2 separate regions of the Mus musculus genome follow, and region 2 is linked to region 1. The links are chromatin loops, found by intact Hi-C in ENCODE. Cell type or tissue: heart. All regions are shown on one strand. Links, peaks and the distances in the headings refer to the core of each region. The heading gives the core; the rest is flanking DNA.

Evidence for each region. A loop is a pair of places that touch in the nucleus more often than their neighbours do. Peaks named below come from ENCODE experiments on the same cell type or tissue, not always from the same donor. Only the 100,000 strongest peaks of a DNase experiment are listed, where the experiment ranks them.
Region 2: a loop joins it to region 1, with 2.7 times the contacts of the local background. A loop is called at or near these places in 5 of 42 quality-filtered maps.

The regions. Positions count from the first base shown.
Region 1 is chr1:153,920,191-153,925,568 of GRCm38, forward strand. No RefSeq gene overlaps it. Among named protein-coding and RNA genes, the nearest start is that of Glul, 23 kb to the left of the region's middle. In heart, for the core only: no CTCF peak of the experiment used is centred there; a DNase peak (open chromatin) is centred at 2,651; H3K27ac peaks cover 1,111 bases.
Region 2 is chr1:154,029,946-154,035,323 of GRCm38, forward strand. All of the region lies in intron 3 of LOC108167736 (a long non-coding RNA gene), which reads right to left. Among named protein-coding and RNA genes, the nearest start is that of Gm46165, 31 kb to the right of the region's middle. In heart, for the core only: a CTCF peak has its summit at 2,782; DNase peaks (open chromatin) are centred at 2,866 and 4,386; H3K4me3 peaks cover 835 bases; H3K27ac peaks cover 2,138 bases.

The DNA.
Region 1 (5,378 bases), core at 212-5,211:
GGGATGGTAGACAATGGACCCTCCTAAGGGGAGGATTGTAGGATTTACCTGAAAGGGCGGGAGCAGAGCATTGAGAAAGCCAGACAAGCCTGCCGCTTTTGAGAGGTGGGAACCCTGTGGCAACAGCCCCTGGACACATTTCCAGGTAGTTCTTTACTTCCTGTTCTGACAAAACCTGAGACCCTAGGAACTCCCAGAAAGAACTGTTTCTAAGCAGGCAGGACTGGGGCTAAGAGTCAGGGGACACTCCAGGTTAATGTCAGGGCTGTTTTGATTGTCAGCGCAGATTGACAGATTCTTGAAAATTCAGATAACAACAAGTCCCATATATACCATATTTTTCTTTTTCTTTTTTTTTTCGAGACAGGGTTTCTCTGTGTAGCCGTAGCTGTCCTGGAACTCACTCTGTAGACCAGGCTGGCCTCGAACTCAGAAATTCGCCTGCTTCTGCCTCCCAAGTGCTGGGATTAAAGGCATGAGCCACCATGCCCGGCCCATATTTTTCTTAAATGTACACAGGCTAATTTACTCTCTGTGTGTCTCTGTCTCTCTTTGTCTCTTTCTCTCTTTTGATAGGGTCTCATAAAACTCACCACTGAGGGGCCAAGAGAATGTTTCTGTAGTTAAAAGCATACTCCATTCTCACAGAAGAGCTGAATTCAGTTCCTAGCATCCACCAGGGCAGCTCACACCACTCACATGACTCTCGCTCCAGGGAACCCGAATCTTCTGGCCTCTGCAGGGACCTACAGGTACCCCTGATCTCCATAACTAAAAATAAATTTTTGAAAAATAAACCCAGGCCCTTGGAACTCAAACCAGAGGCAATCTCCCTGTGGCAGGTTCTCAAAAGTGGGGGTGGGGGTGGGGCTGGCTCAGTGTGAGCCCCAGGCTAGACTGCTCTTTTTTTGTTTGTTTGTTTTTTTCGAGACAGAGTTTCTCTGTATAGACCAGGCTGGCCTCGGACTCAGAAATCCACCTGCCTCTGCCTCTCAAGTGCTGGGATAAATTCTGAAGAAAGGATGGTTCATGACCCAGGCAGGCAGAGTAGCAAGGCTATCCCTGCTACTCTTGACTTTGGGGGATGAAGAGGGTCAAACCCAGGCTCGCACACATGCTAGACAAGCAGCCTACCACGATCTAACTTTTGCAGTCAGGGATTTTTCACTGAGTGTTTTCAGATGTAGGTTAACCTCAGCTGACTGAAACTTTGGATGAGAGCGTAACTGTGGTGATGGGGAGGGTGCATATATTTATATACAGTAGAATTTATTTATGTATAACATATTTATACATAAATTTATAAATATATAAGGAATGTATAAGAAAATATTATTTTTAAAGAAATATATTCTATTGTACATAAATACATGTATATACATGCTAATGTACAGACATCATATGCATAATATCTGCTTTTACTCATAGAATTATCCCTGGAATTTATACAATTACTGACAACACCTACACTTGGTGGTGCATGCTCTCCTAGTGAGGTTTCTATTGCTGTGAGAAACACCACAGCCTAGAGCAACTGCTGGAGGAAAGGATTTGTTTCAGCTTAAGGTTGTTCCCATTCTGAAGAGGAGGGAAGTCAGGGCTGGAACCTGGAGGCAAGAACTGAAACAGGAAGTGCCTGGAGTAGCTTCTTACTGTCCACCAAGGCTCAACCTGCTTTCCTATACTATCAAGATCACATGCCTAGGGATAGCACCACCCAAGGTGGGCCGGGCCCTCTCCTCCCACATCAATCATTGGTCACGAATGCCCTACAAAGCTGCCTTCAAGTTGATCTGATGGAGGTATTTCTCAATTGACATTCCTCTTCAAGATAACTCTAGGGTTGCGTTAAGTAGCCAAACAAACAAACAAACAACAAAAACAGAAACAACAAACAACAACAACAAAAATCAAGACACAAGCTTATATATATATATATATATGTATATATATATATATATATATATATATATATGTATGTATGTGTGTGTGTGTATTTTTTTTTTTTTTTTTTTTTGGAGACAGGGTTTCTCTGTGTAGCCCTGGCTGTCCTGGAACTCACTTTGTAGACCAGGCTGGCCTCAAACTCAGAAATTTGCCTGCCTCTGCCTCCCAAGTGCTGTGATTAAAGGCATGTGCCACCATGCCCGGCTACTAGCTTATAATCTTAATGCCGGAGAAGCAGCAAGAAGAAGTGTTTGTTGCTATCTTTCTCTGCAGTTTGGACTTTTGAGATTCTGGGGTGCTCAGGTGGTAGAGAAGGGGACGTCACTTTATTAATCTCCCTGAGATTCAGTTTCATCACCTCTAAAATGCTTCTGTCGATTTACAGCCCTTGGACTAAGTAAGGCCACTCTGCAGTTGTGCCAAAGCCCTGTGTCAGGGACATAGCAGATGTCTGACAAATCTTGTTAGGCTCCTTTTCCTGTCAGTCCCTCCCCTACCCTAGAGGTGGGTCGAGCCCCCATGGCACCTCAGCTTTCAGGGCTCCGGTTTCCTTTCCCCAGCCAGGAAAGTTGTAGCTTTGGTGACAGCTATTTAAGTCAACTGACCTTTCCTGCAAAGGCTGCAGGATGCCTCTATCTTAGGCTGGTGATGACGAAGATGGCTGATGACAGGAGGTTCCTGGGGGTGTGTTGGGAGGTGGGGCAGGGGTGGGGCCCTGCATTTGTCAGAGCCATATGACCTCCTGGCTCCTAGGCTCTGCAGATTGGTCCTGCTGGAGATTCCTGCCTGCCACCAAGCTTGGAGAAGACAAAAATAGCAGCTTCGGGTTCCAGGTCCCCTCCTCCCTTTGGCCCAGAGCTTCTTGTTGCCTAGCGCCTTCTCCTGAGGGTCATGCAGCCTTGTCAGGGAAGGCAGGCAGACAAGCGTTCCAGAAGACATGATCTGGAAAAACTGCCTCATTCTTTCCCTTCAAGAGGCACTGTTGGGAACCCATTTTCTGTCTAGTCTTGCAAATTTAGAGATACTAACTGAAGAAGTGCTCTTTGCTTTGGGTATGTTTTTATGTAGTGCAAGCTGTCTGTAAACTCTGCATAGTTGAAAATGACTTTGGTCTCCAGACTTTCCTGCCCAAATGCTAGCATCCCTCGGAAATCCAGGGTTCTGTAACCTTCACCATACTCTCACCTTGAGTCACTGCACCACACCGAATAATCTAAACGAGCCAGGGGCTGTGGTGCACACCTTTGATCCCAGCACTCGAGAGGCAGAGGCAGGCGGATCTTTGTGAGTTTGAGGCCAGCTTGGTCTACAGAGTGAGCTCCAGGACAGTTACACAGAGAAACCCTATCTCAAAAACACAACCAACTAAACAAACAAACAAAAACATATACAAATGTAGTGTTTAGCTAAGTACAGCAGTGCATGTCTGTAATCCCAGCTACCTGGGAAGAGTTAAGAGCGTTAGAGACTAGTCTGTGCAATTTAGCAGGACTGTATCAAAACAAAATTTAGAAAAGAGCTAATGGTTAGTGCTGGGAATGTTGTTTATTTATCTAGCATTACATAAAATCAGATAAGGTGGTACACACCTATAAGGAGGAGGCAGGAGAAAAAGGAAGTTCAAAGTCTGCTTTGGCTACATGGACAGTTCTAAACTGACCTCGGCTGTACAAGATCTTGTCTCCAAAAAACCAACAACCCCCAAACAGTAACAAAAACAAAACAAAACAAAAAATCAAGGAGAAGGTGTGTGACTAGGCATATAATTCAGTGGGAGAATTCATTTTCATATACATGCACAGGGCCTTAGGTTCAAACCCCCAGTTTCATGGCAAAGAAAATCTGTAGCTCTGTGCAAGGTTCTACTGCAAAGCAGAAAACAACACAAAAAAACTCCACAATATTCTCTCCCTCTCCCTCTCTCTCTCCCTCTCCCCCTCTCCCCCTCTCCCCCTCTCTCCCTCTCCCTCTCCCCCTCTCCCCCTCTCTCCCTCTCCCTCTCCCCCTCTCCCTCTCCCTCTCCCTCTCCCTCTCCCTCTCTCCCTCTCCCCTCTCCCTCTCCCTCTCCCTCTCCCTCTCCCCTCTCCCTCTCCCTTTCCCCTCTCCCTCTCCCTCTCCCTCTCCCTCTCCCTCTCCCTCTCCCTCTCCCTCTCCCTCTCCCTCTCCCTCTCTCTGCAGTGATTCTCAACCTTCCTAATGCTGCGAACTTTAAATACAGTTCCTCATGTTGTGGTGACTCCCAACCATAAAGTTTTTTTTTTGTTGCTACTTCATAACTGTTATTTTGCTACTGTTATGAATCATAATGTAAATATCTGATAGGAAGGATATCTGATATCCTTCCCTACCCCTTGCTCCACCCCCAAAGGGCGGAAACCCACAGGTTGAATACCACTGCCCTAGACAATAAACCCACCTCAGGTATACAATTACAACTGCCTGAAAACTCCTTCAGCCTGCTAGAACTTGAACACCTTAAATGGTTTCTATAAAGCTTTATGCAAACACTGATAAGGCATGAGAAGCAACAATACAAAGCTCCCTTTTATCTTCATAGTCTTTATTTATACAAAGCTTTTAGGAAAGAAAGTGTGTTGGGCAAACTTTTAAGTATCAGCCTGGCAAATGCCTAGATGTTTGGCCAACAGTTTTGGATTTTGCCAGTAAAGGTAGTTATTTATTTATTTTTTTAAAATGAGACTGGCATTTGTATAGGTAGACATTGAATGAAAGACTTCCCTCCCCATATTGTGTGTGGGCCTTACCCAACCAGTTTAAAGTCTTAGATAAAACTAAGCTGCGGGAGTTGGCACACACCTGTAGACTGAGGGCAGAGGCTCTCGAGTTCTGGGCTATCCTCAAGAGAACTTGTCCCTCAAAGAGCAAAACACCAAAACTCAAACCAAACCCTGACCTCCCCCAACAAGAAGAGATGCTGTTAACCTGACCACCTTTGGACTCGGATTGCCTTTCTTCCCCAGGTCTGCAGCCAGGCTTAGTCACCAGAGTCTGGACTCCCAAAGCCCCCACACTTACATGAACTTCCTTCTTTTCCGTCTCACCCCTGCTTTCTTTAGTGGCACTGGGGCTCAAGCCAAGAACCTCACACAAGTACTGTACAATGAATCACAGAGTCAGCCCTTGTCGTTTTCTTAACACAAATCTCTCTCTCCTCTTGATATAAATGTATATGCCTATATTATATCCTACAGATTCTATTTCCTGAGACCTGAAGAATACACCAAGTATTCACACTTAAAAATTCTATTCTGTGGGCTGGGAGGTGGTCACACATGCCTTGAGGCAGAGGCAGGCAGATCTCTGTGAGTTCGAGGCCTGGTCTGCAGAGTAAGTTCTAGGACAGTCAAGGCTACACAGAGAAACCCTACTTCAAAAAACCAAAAACCAAAAACCAAAAAACTATTTTCTGT
Region 2 (5,378 bases), core at 99-5,098, 110 kb after region 1:
ACTCAGGCGAGGGGCCTTCATATTGTTTTGTGGTTTGTTCCATTGAGAAGACAAGGGGCAAGGGCAAACAGAGGAGTAAGGGTAGTGGGCTGGGCCATGATTCAGAGGAACCTGTAGTTCTGCTTTTTCTTTTCTTTCTCTAGTTGCAGATGCCGTTAAAGTGAAAGACTGATTCTAGGTAAGCACATGGGTTGCTATTAAAGAATTCCTGCCTGCCTGACTAACTGCTTACTTGATTAACTGGAGGCTCAATCAATGTTGGAATTCTCAAGAGGGTGAATCTAGGATCTTTATTAAATGTGATTAAACATGAAGGCTAAGAGTTGGTTATCAGTAACTCCTGCTCCTTTTGAATGCTCTAAAGTAGATCAGATGCATCAGTAGAAGCCACGGAGGTTAATATGACTGTTGGAGCGAAAGTTTGAATCAGGATTCTGTGGTTGGATTTTTCATGTGGCTAATAAATCAATTCATTCCTTTAAGTATGTAGGGGAAAGACCATTTGGAGGAATCCTGGAAACAAGTGCAAAGATAGAAGTGCATATGGGAAAATAGACCTGCTACTCTTGAGTGGTTCACCTCATGTGGATGGCAGTGACCTCTGGGAGTCCGTTCATTTACCCATCCATTCAGTCCACTCACATTATGGAGCCCTGTGATATGCCAAGGAATCAAATAAAGAAGCTCGCTGCTTCTGTGAACTTTCAGCCTGGCGGAGGAGGCAGACCAGCAGGACACGGATGCTTATGTAATGGTACTATAAGGTCAAGGAAGGAGAAGCACAAGGTGCTATGAAAACAAATAGCGAGAGTGGTCAGGGGTTAGAAAAATTTCCATGAAGGAAAGCTGAACCCCCTGAGGGATTAGCCAAATGCAAGGGGTGGGAGCCTAGGGACACCCAAGCAGGAAGCAGCAGCATGAGTGAAGGGAGGAACAGTCAAGGAAATCTCAACGAAATGAAGTAAGCTCCGCGTAAGAGTGAGCAAAGGTAAATGCAGAGGAAAGAAAACAAAATCAAACCAATGACAGGGTAAAAATCCTGCTACTGAAAGCTACTCGTTGAGGCCAAGAGTATGCAGGGCTCTCTACTTCCCATAATGGCTTTGGCTCCAGACACACTGAAAGTCATGGGCTTTTTAAGGAAGCCAGGAGCCAGAGTCTTCTACCCACATCCACAGGCTGATAGCCTGGTGCAGAAGGATGCTGTCTATCTGTCTATCTATCTATCTATCTATCTATCTATCTATCTATCTATCTATCGTGAAACAAGGACCTGCGTAGCAGAGGCTGTTCTTAAACTCATGCCTTCCCATCTGAGCCTTCCAAGTCCTGAGAGTACAGGTGTATTCCACCAGGTTCAGTCAGTGAGTTCTTCCTAATATTAATGCAATTGTCCAATGGGGGAGCACCAATGCTGGAAGAAGAGATAAAACCAGAATGGCTGAGTACTTGTGATGGAACAGGCAATGTCAAGACATGTTATCTTTCCTATCTTATTTAATATTCCAGTGCACCTGTATTGCATTATATTCTCGAGAACTGAGCGTCTGGGAAGGAGAGTAATCTGCACCCCCTCCCCCAAAGGAAGGTGGAGACAAGCCTAGGGTGACTTCTGTACCAGGGGGATTCAGCACTGTGGTTTACCTTGTCGGCGGGATACACAGCTCATCAGATTCGGACTCTTACTTTCTAGAGAAGACAGTGGCTCACAGGGGCTCAGGGCCTCTTATGAATGAGGAGCTCGCATGGAAGGTAGGACTGGTTCAACGTTGCTATTCTACGAATACCTCTACATGTTGCTGTTTAAAAATAAATAAATAAAACCCAGTAATACCCACTTAGTTTGTAAATTATGCGAGTGCCCAAAGGTTACATGAGTTCATCCACATTCCTCATGTTCCTTGAGTTCCACCCCCTACTCCTTTTTAGATGAAAAACTCAGAGGTGAAATAGACAGTGAGAAGGTGGCTATGGTGATACACGCATGCCTTTAGTCCTAGCACTGGGGAGGCAGAGGTAGGTGGACCTCTGAGATCTAGGCTAGCCTGGTTTACAGGGCTAGGTCTAAAACAGCCAGGGCTACATAGAGAAACTCTGTTTTGAAAAACAAATAAAGAAAGAAAAAAGAAGAGAAAGGAAAAAGAAAGAAATATGTAGCGAGAATGTTCTATTATAACACAATAAAACAAACTCTCTAAATGACACATTTTCTAAGGAAGCAATCACACTTTAATGTGTTTTTAAATTTGGAGTTCTGTATTTTGAGGGCTCTCAAGGGAGTGCACACTTGTATGTAGCAGTTTACTTACTCCTTTTAATATGTCCTTCTACATTCTTATAATCAAGCACAAAGTGCAGTTATTTAATTCTCTAGTAAAATGTCATCTGCAGGGTAATATCCATATTTCGAACTAATGGAAAAATACTGTGCAATGGGGAGATGAAGATAGTACCCGTGGCTCCGTCAAAGGGTGACTCTGACATTTGCTGTTACCCATTGCTTCAAATTAGGTCTGACTGTAAGTATGTGACTTCCATCTTCTGGCCTCAGATTTAGCATCTGGGAGAGTTGTCCTGTGGGGCCACCTATAGCTTTGAAGTTCAGAGAGACAGTAGACCTTGGAGGCATATTCCTAAGCAACCCACCCCTTCTTTACTAGGCTCCAGCTGTCATCTCACCTGCTGGCTCCCTTAATTTTAGTCTCTAGCCCTTCCCTACTGGAACTTGAAATACTAAAGGGAACGGTTAAGAAGTTTAATTCCTGGACCGGAGCGCCCCCTAGGCACACCGAGCTAAACTGTGACGCGCTTCATCTGACTCAGGATTCTGGGAAGTTGATGTCCAGGGTCAGCATCGGATCCTTGAACTTCCCGGTTTGTATTGTGAGGCAAGCACCCTGGGACTTTCCTGACTTGGGCAGGGAGGGTGCAGGGAAGGAGACGGGGAAGAAGGAAGTGGCAAACACTGTCCAAGCAGGCACCGAAAAGGCTATGCAGGGGTTGCTCCTTCAACAGACACGTGGGGCTAGAGTGGGGGCGGGAGTGGTAGATATACCAGAGACTCAGGAGATGCAATTCAGCAGGCAATATTCAGCAGCCGCGGTGAGTGCACAGGGACAGAAGAACCATCACTTAATAAAAAGCACTGTTAGAGCCGGCCAGTGTGGCACTCACCTTTAAACCCAGCATTTGAGAGGCAGAGACCGGAGAATCTCTGAGTTCGAGGCCACCCTGGTCTACAACCGGAAGTTCACAGAGAAACTCTGTCTTGAAAAAAAACAAAACAAAACAACAGCAAAAACCTGTTAGAACAGAACAACCCATTTCAAGTCAACTATTTATGTTCCTGTTACTGCTCTCTTGTTACAGTGAATCTTATATGTTCATTTTAAACAAGGATTCTTCAAGTTTATAACTTTTTTGCTGCATTTTGATTTTCTTTCCTCTTTTTTTTTTAAATACTTATCTCCTATATACATAGCTAACATAACCAAAGCTTTGTGTCAAGTAGTATGTTACATTTCGTCTCTGTATGTGTACATTGTGGTGATCTAGTGTATAAGACCTGTGTGCAGTGTTTATCTGTGTGTCTCTGTGGGATATGTATATGACGCATCCAACATATATGCATTATATGTTTCTATCTATGTTTGATATTTTTGAATGTTTATATGATTGTGTGTGTCGTATCTATGCTCTATATTTGTGTATCTGTTTCTGTGTGGAGTGAGTGTATATGTAGTGTGTTTATTTGGGGTGAATATATTTCTGTTTCTACAAGTATTAACATGGTCTGTGTATGTGTGTCCAAGTATGTGTGTGAATTTGTGTATGAACAAATGTGTGTGTGTGTGTGTGTGTCTGTGTCTGTGTGTGTGTGTGTCTGTGTCTGTGTGTACTATGTTCATGTTTGCTGACTCTAGCATCTCAGGTCCAAATTCAGACCTTAGTTACTGTTCTGGAAAGTGAGACTTCCCAGGCACAGCATCTGAGACTGGCTAGCATCTAAGAGTTGGACAAGGCACTTTGCATGGTAGACGTTTGAGAACCTGCACAGTCACTGTGTGTGCTGGGGGCAGTGACATGCCGCAGCTTCTGCCGAGGCCAGCGTCCGTGCTTATCAGCAGTCAGCACCCTCAAGAGCCATTATCACAGGCCACAGAGCGCTTGACTTCACATGCTATGTGTTTCTTTCTCCTCTAAGATACATTTTCATTCTCACCTAAAGACAAAAGGTCTCTTGGGTGGATCCATGGGTCCTTTTTCCTTGTTAGGCCAGTCGACATCAACAACGTCAGCCTTTTTGTCGGGGCAGGAAGTGGTGGCGCAGATCCAAATCAGCAAGGTGGCCTTTCCCCTAGTTTCTAGCCACAGTTCCGACTTGTGTACACAGCTCTGCCTCACCCTGCACAGTGAGCATGCCCCGCTGTGTGGCTCAGTCAGCCTCCTGCCTCCTGACCTGGCTCTTACACAGAAGATGAGACAGTCGTTAGGCCAAAGCATTCAAGGTTTAGTTTAATCCCATAAGTGAATTCCTCTAGTAGCCATCAAGAGGTGTGGCCATACCCTAGGGGAGGAGGGAAGGCTGAGAGCTTGGCTCAGGGTAAGCTAGAACTCACACCCATCCAGGTTCACTCCTTACTCTGTGACTGGGATACACAGGATCTTTGGGCTCTGCTTCCTCAGTTGTTCCTGACTTACTTAGTGTTGGGCAGCAAACCTGGTATAGAGTTCATAGCGAAGTACATAGACTACGACCTTTTATTCAGTGTGTAGGTTGGCTTCCTGGACCCAGCCTCAGTCTGAGGGAGAACAGGTTGGGAGCAGAGTTCTTCCCAGACTGCTCTGTAGTCAAGGTTCTAGAAGCAAGTCATCGTTTATACTCCAACTAAGATGTGCAAGGCCAGAGGAGGGGTGTGTGTGTGTGTGTGTGTGTGTGTGTGTGTGTGTGTGTGTGTGTGTGTGTGTAAGTTTGAGGGGGTGTGTCCAGGTGCAGAGACTAAAACCAGAGGAAGATATCACTTTTTGGCCTTTATTCCCTGGAGACAGGGTCTCTCACTGAACTTGGAGCTAGGCAGCAGCCAGCAAGCCTGGGACCCTTCTGCCTCTGCCCCAGCACTGGGGTTGCAGGTGCTTGAGCAACCACATCGACTTGAATGACATGGATCCTTATGCTTGTGATGCGAGTGTCCTTACCTGTGAGCCGTTTCTCCACCCCTACCACTCACATCTCGGCTCTTTTACCCTGACTTCCAGCGGCCAACATCTGCACATATCTGACCTTGCACGTCTCAGCCTCCTCTAGCTCCAGCAAACCGGGGTTCCCTTAACTTGGTGCTTTCTTTCAATATTTAAAAAAACGAAACAAAACATCCATC